Linked DNA regions of Homo sapiens: region 1 is linked to region 2. Evidence: chromatin loops called from intact Hi-C (ENCODE). Cell type or tissue: ascending aorta. All regions are shown on one strand. Links, peaks and the distances in the headings refer to the core of each region. The heading gives the core; the rest is flanking DNA. Region 1 overlaps ERI3 (ERI1 exoribonuclease family member 3). Region 2 overlaps SLC2A1 (solute carrier family 2 member 1).

The links. Peaks named below come from ENCODE experiments on the same cell type or tissue, not always from the same donor. Only the 100,000 strongest peaks of a DNase experiment are listed, where the experiment ranks them.
Region 1: it touches region 2 in a loop (10-fold over the local background); 2 of 110 quality-filtered maps call a loop at or near these places.

Annotation. Positions count from the first base shown.
Region 1 is chr1:44,346,393-44,349,200 of GRCh38, forward strand. All of the region lies in intron 2 of ERI3 (ERI1 exoribonuclease family member 3), which reads right to left. Among named protein-coding and RNA genes, the nearest start is that of ERI3, 7.5 kb to the right of the region's middle. In ascending aorta, for the core only: no CTCF peak of the experiment used is centred there; a DNase peak (open chromatin) is centred at 1,079; H3K27ac peaks cover 2,500 bases.
Region 2 is chr1:42,940,065-42,942,872 of GRCh38, forward strand. The region is part of intron 2 of SLC2A1 (solute carrier family 2 member 1); the gene reads right to left. Among named protein-coding and RNA genes, the nearest start is that of SLC2A1, 17 kb to the right of the region's middle. RefSeq lists enhancers at 743-1,251, 863-962, 1,043-1,192, 2,777-2,808. In ascending aorta, for the core only: no CTCF peak of the experiment used is centred there; DNase peaks (open chromatin) are centred at 1,097 and 1,827; H3K4me3 peaks cover 1,118 bases; H3K27ac peaks cover 2,500 bases.

The DNA.
Region 1 (2,808 bases), core at 14-2,513, 1.4 Mb after region 2:
TGATTTGCCTGCTGTTTGCTAACCCAGCAGCCATGCCCAGTAGCTTGGGCAAACTCCTTTCAGCGGCCAAAGCTTGAAGACATCTTTTTGCAAAGTCCTGCAAGTCAGTTGCAACCTCATCACACACGAGAAGGGGCAAAGCCTTGCTTCCTAACACACCATAAATAGACTAGAGATGGATGGAGGGCAGGGTATGGTAGCATCATCCCTTTAAGCACCTCTCACATTTGTAGACAGCATCTGATCCCAGAAGAGAGGTACCCAGAACTGTTAAATACTTCCTATACTCCTGGTCCCAAGATGGGGAACTGCTGTAAAAGCAAGGAGTTATATAATCTAGTGTTAAAACACTGGTAATAGACAAACCTAGGTTCAAATCCTGACTCTACTACAAATTATTTGTAATAATAGCTATAATAATAATAATACCTATGTCTTTGGGATTCAATTCAACCGTGCGATGTACAAAAAGTGCTTTGCACAATAGCAAGCGCTCAATAAAAGGGAGCTGTTACTACATGAGAAAGAGAAAAAGCAAACACCCTTTTCTGAAAATCTACTCCAAGCCAGGCATTGTATCGATGATTTACATATTTTATTTAATCCTCCCAAGTATCAAGCAGAATGGGTAAGAATATTCGCATATCACACATGAGGAAACTAAGGGCTCGGAGGTGCTCAGCTCTTTGGGGCCCTGTTCTCTACCACGTGTGATGGCCCACATTTCCCCACATGACTGATTCCCTCCATCCGACAGAGGACCAACAATGCATATCAACTGCAGTTTTTCTTTTGAGGCAAAGTGTAACTTTAACTAAAAGTAACTCAACCTTAAGCAATAATTAAGTCTATCCAAATCATCCTAACTAGTTTTCATATTTTTTTATATTTAAAAAGAAAAATTACAGGCCTGAGCACAAGAGCAGAATTAAAAGAACGGCAGCACAAGGAACTCGAAGTCTCTTCTCAAACAAAATTCCACAGGAGCAAATCTTTCCATCTTACAGAGTGGAAACTGGCAGGAGGCAGGGTTATAACCAATTCTTACTCAAGTACCCAAATGTGACGTTTCCTTTTACAAATTTGTGCTTTGGCAAACGCTGCTCCCTATTTTGGAATGCACTTCCATTTTTTGCCAGACAAATTATGACTCCTTCCTTAAAATCCAGCTCAAATCTCCCCCCTTTTGGTGGCTTTCTCTGACACTCCATCATAAAGCTAATTGTTTAAGTATGATCCAGTGGCACAGTTTATTCCTACTTCATAACTTTTATCTCACTATGTTGTAAGATATTAGGTATGTTTCTTCTACTACCAGTAATTTTCAAAGAGTTAAGGAAGAAGGATAGAAGACAGCAGTATAGGTGAATGTGTGCATGTGTTAAAAAAAAAAAAAGCATATTTGACATAATTCTTTGACTTGCTTGTTAGACTAATGCATTTCAAAATTTCAAATAGCATTAAAGAAGAGCATGAGATTGTTTTGTTGTGTGTGTGTGTGTGTGTGTGTGTGTTTTAATCTAAACTGTGCTAAGTCTCAGAGTTTTTAAAGCCTGAGAAACACTGAGCTAGATCCCTAAGGGTAAGGACCACATTTTATTCCTCTGTATTCCCAGCACCCAGCACAGGACCAGGCACAAAGTAAGCAAGAGTAAATGTTTGCTAAATGAATTAATATGCCCACAGTCATGATGCCAACTGCTCTGGAATTAGAACATGCTAATTAGAACAGAGCAGGGCCTAAGCAGCAAACAAAGCTTCTTCTCTTCCTTTCTTTATCCTTCCTCCTAGCCCACCCCATTCTGTCCTCCCTAGTTAAAAAGAGCGAAAAAGAGTGAAAGAAAGAGTGAGAGACACAGAGAGACAGACAGGGAGAGAGAGAATTGCCTTGGTGCCGGAATACCATTAAAAGGATTAATTTAGGGACCAGTGTTTGGACTGTCACATCCAATCACTACCCACAGATCTACAGCTTCCCAAATCAGGCTCATGCAAAGAGGAATCAATTGCAAGGACACAGAGGGTCTGAACAGGCATACTAATGGCCTCCTGAGGTGCCAGCGGCCAGCTCTGACACTCCCATAAATTATCCGCCTTTTGATTTTACCTGTAGCTGTGGGGCACAAGGCACAATTTTGAACACATCAAAGCAATCCCTGGTAACCCAAGGCTCCTCAAGGAATGTCCCCAAAGAGGAAAGCCTAAAAACAATGATCCAAAAGGGAGTCTGCTTCCCAACAGTTCTGGTTCTAGCAATCATTAATTAAAACCCAACAGAACCAAATGGATAATGTGGGACCCAAATCAAACCTAGTAGATCTGGACACGGCATGCATCAGACTGCAGTTCTGCAATGACTATGCACCTCTCACTCAAGGAAAGTGAAATCACAGCAATAAACTAACACACTTTCATCTGGATGGCAAATCTGCCCTAGCTTTGACAGTACCTCGCAGCAGGACCTCAGGCAACTCATTTAACCTTTCTAGGCCTCAGTTTCTTCATATGGTATCAAGGACAAGAATGCTGACCACCTGACCCACTTCCCAGAGTGCTGGTGAAAAGTAATTTTAAAAAATTTGAGAGGCACTTTACAAAGATGTAAGGCCACAGGGTATCAACACTAATAAATGACCCCAGACAGACAGGGAGGAATGCTGGTCACACTTTGGTGAATTTCTATCGGGAAGCTGCTCACTCGATTTGCTTTACTGATGGTGTTGGGACTAAGGTCCACACTGAAAAAAGTTCTGGGATTGTTTTTTGTTGTTTTGTCTTGAGATGGAGTCTCACTCTGTCACCCAGGCT
Region 2 (2,808 bases), core at 288-2,787:
TCTTCACCCTCTCCTGCTGATTCCTTCCAACATGTTTAAAAATAACCTTCATTAAAATAAATAAATAAATTCCTAGCCATACCATCATTCCAAACCTCCTCTTTTCTCCCTCTCCCACCAACTCTTTTGGAAGAGCCGTCTCCACCCTTTCTCATCTGCCTCTCACTCTTCACCCAATCGTAGTGAGGCTTCTATCCACGCTGTGCCACCCAGTCAGCCCGAGTGGCCACAAGGCCACCATCGCCTCTTCTGCATTCAGCAATGTGGAGAGGCTTGCCCAGTTCAACCCCTGGGGTACCCGATGGCCTTCCTCCACTCACTATCCACCAGTGTCTATTACTATGACAGGCACCGTTCTAGGCACTAAGGACACGGCCGTGGACAAACCAGACAAATACCCTGGCCCTTCGATGGCTTACATTATCCCTCTGTCTTGGGAGGGTATCCTCTCCTGGTTTTAGAGATACCAGCTCTTGTTCTTCTACTTAGGGTCTTTTTCTAGCAATGGGTTGTTCTCTGGGGCCTTGATCTTTTACTTTTAATTTTTATTTATTTAATTATAAAATTGAGATGAGGTCTTGATGTGTTGCTCAGGCTGGTCTTGAACTCCTGGGCTCAAGTGATCCACCCACCTCAGCCTCCCAAAGTGCTGGGATTACAGCGTGAGCCACATGCCCGGCCTTAATCTTCATTTCTCTTTTTATTCCACAGTCTCCCTAGAAGATCTTTCTCCACTGTGTGGATACCAGTGACTAATTCTCAACTTTTCTCCAGCCTGGGTCTAAGAAACAGACCCATACATACAGGTGCCTCCTGCACATCTCCAGCTGTGTCACCCCACGCCTCCATTCCTGCACATCCCACGGCCACCTCTCAGCTCCTGGCACACCTGCTCCTTCTTCAAACCACACATCACCCATGCCAGAAACCTAGAAACCATTTTTAAACCCTTCTCTGTTGCCCTCGCACGGAATTGATGACCAAATCCTGTCCATTCTTCCTCTGAGGGTTTGCTTTTATGTCACTAGTCCAACGGCAACTTTCTTGATGGTTTCCCGTCTCTAGTCTCACATTCTTAAGTCCGCCCCTCCATACCAGACGCCTGAGTCATTTCCCTACAATGCAAGTCTGATCACGTCTGCCCTGGGCAGTGGGTCCCTATTGTCCTCATCCTGAAGTCCATGCTCCCTAGCTGGGCCCCCGTGCTGGTGCCCATCCGCCCCTTCTGACTGTGCCGTGCCATACTCACAAGGCCCTTTGTGGTCTGGCTCTTGCCTACCTTACCTTGTTGACCTCCCCAACCTTTCCCCTCCTCCTGTTCACTCTAGTGACACACTAAACTACTCACGCTTTACTGAATGCCAGGCTTTCTGTCTTCTGGGCATTTTGCTTTGAAGGCCCCCTGCTCACCCCAACCCTGTTCTGTTTCTGGAAAACACCTCCTCTGTCCTGGCCTTAGAGTCCTAGTTCTGTCATTAACTCACTATGAGATCACAGTCAAGACATCATTAAATCCAGTAGCTGTCAACCTTGGCTGCACATTCGAATTGGTTGGGAAGCTTTTAATTGAATGCCCAAACAGCATCCCAGACCAATTAAATCAGAATCTGGGGGCGTTCTGGAAACCCCAATGTGCAACCAAGTGGAGAGCTCAACCTCCCTCTGTTTCCTCCCAGCCTGTCTTACAGACTTTCCATCTGTAAGGATTCCCAAAGGGAGCCAGTTCTGAAGCACACACTTTGGCAAGAGCTGTCAAGAGCACTTAGCAAATGCAGGGCTTGGGGCTGGTCCAAGCATGGGCCCACGGTCTCCATGCCCAGCAAACTTGGAAAAGTCCTGTCACCTCCCCTGCAGCTGAGCATGACTCAGCAGGCCAAGCCTTCCTGGTGACTTGCTCCTCAGCATCGGGCGTGGCCCCATAGCCACTGTCTGCCTATTTGGAAGAAGCCCAGCTAACTCTAGACACTACCTGGTTCCCCCAAACAGGACCCTGATCTTTGGGAGTCACTGCACTCACTTTCTAGCCCCATCCGTCTGGACAAGAAATGTGGTCCTGACGTGAGGACTGCCCACTCTCATTTGGTCCTCTCTGGGAAGGTACAGATTTTTAAACGGGCAAGGCAGCTGGTTAGGAAGACAACCTGAGGCCATGGAAACAACAGAGCTTGGCTTCTGACTCCAGCATTCAATAGCTTTGTGACCTTGGGCCTGTCGGCCATTTCATCTGCCTGGGCCTCAGTTTCCGGGTCTACAAAATGGAAATCACCACCCAATCTCATAAACACAAGCAAAATGCCTGGTACAGAGGAAGGGCTCAGTTTCCTTTCCTGTCCCTGCCTCCTACCCCCTACCCCCTTTTCCTCTTCTCTCCTCCTTAATGCAAGTAGGCTGGGCTGGAGGAGATGGTCTAGGTCCCTTCCCATCCTGACATTCAAGTAAACAAGTGAGGACAGATCTAGGATGCACGGCAGGGAGGAGGAAGCCAGCACAGACCTTCACCCCCTGTGGCTCCCTAGGGCAAGACGCCATTTCTGCTTTGACTGCCACAGGGCCTTCAGGGAGAGGACGCGGTTTCAACCTACAAATAAAGGAAGTGTGCTGCCTGTGGATGGGTATGAGTGCAGGCTCAAGGACCACCTGGCAGGCAGGTGTTGGATACCAGCTCTGTCTCTGACTTAGCTGGGTGATATTGGGCGGGTTTCCTCTCTCTGGCCGTTTCCCACACCTGCAGGCTGGGAGTGGTGCCTGCTGCCTCCTGACAGTGCTGCAGTGAGCATCAAGTGAGACAAGCCCATGAAAACCCTCTGC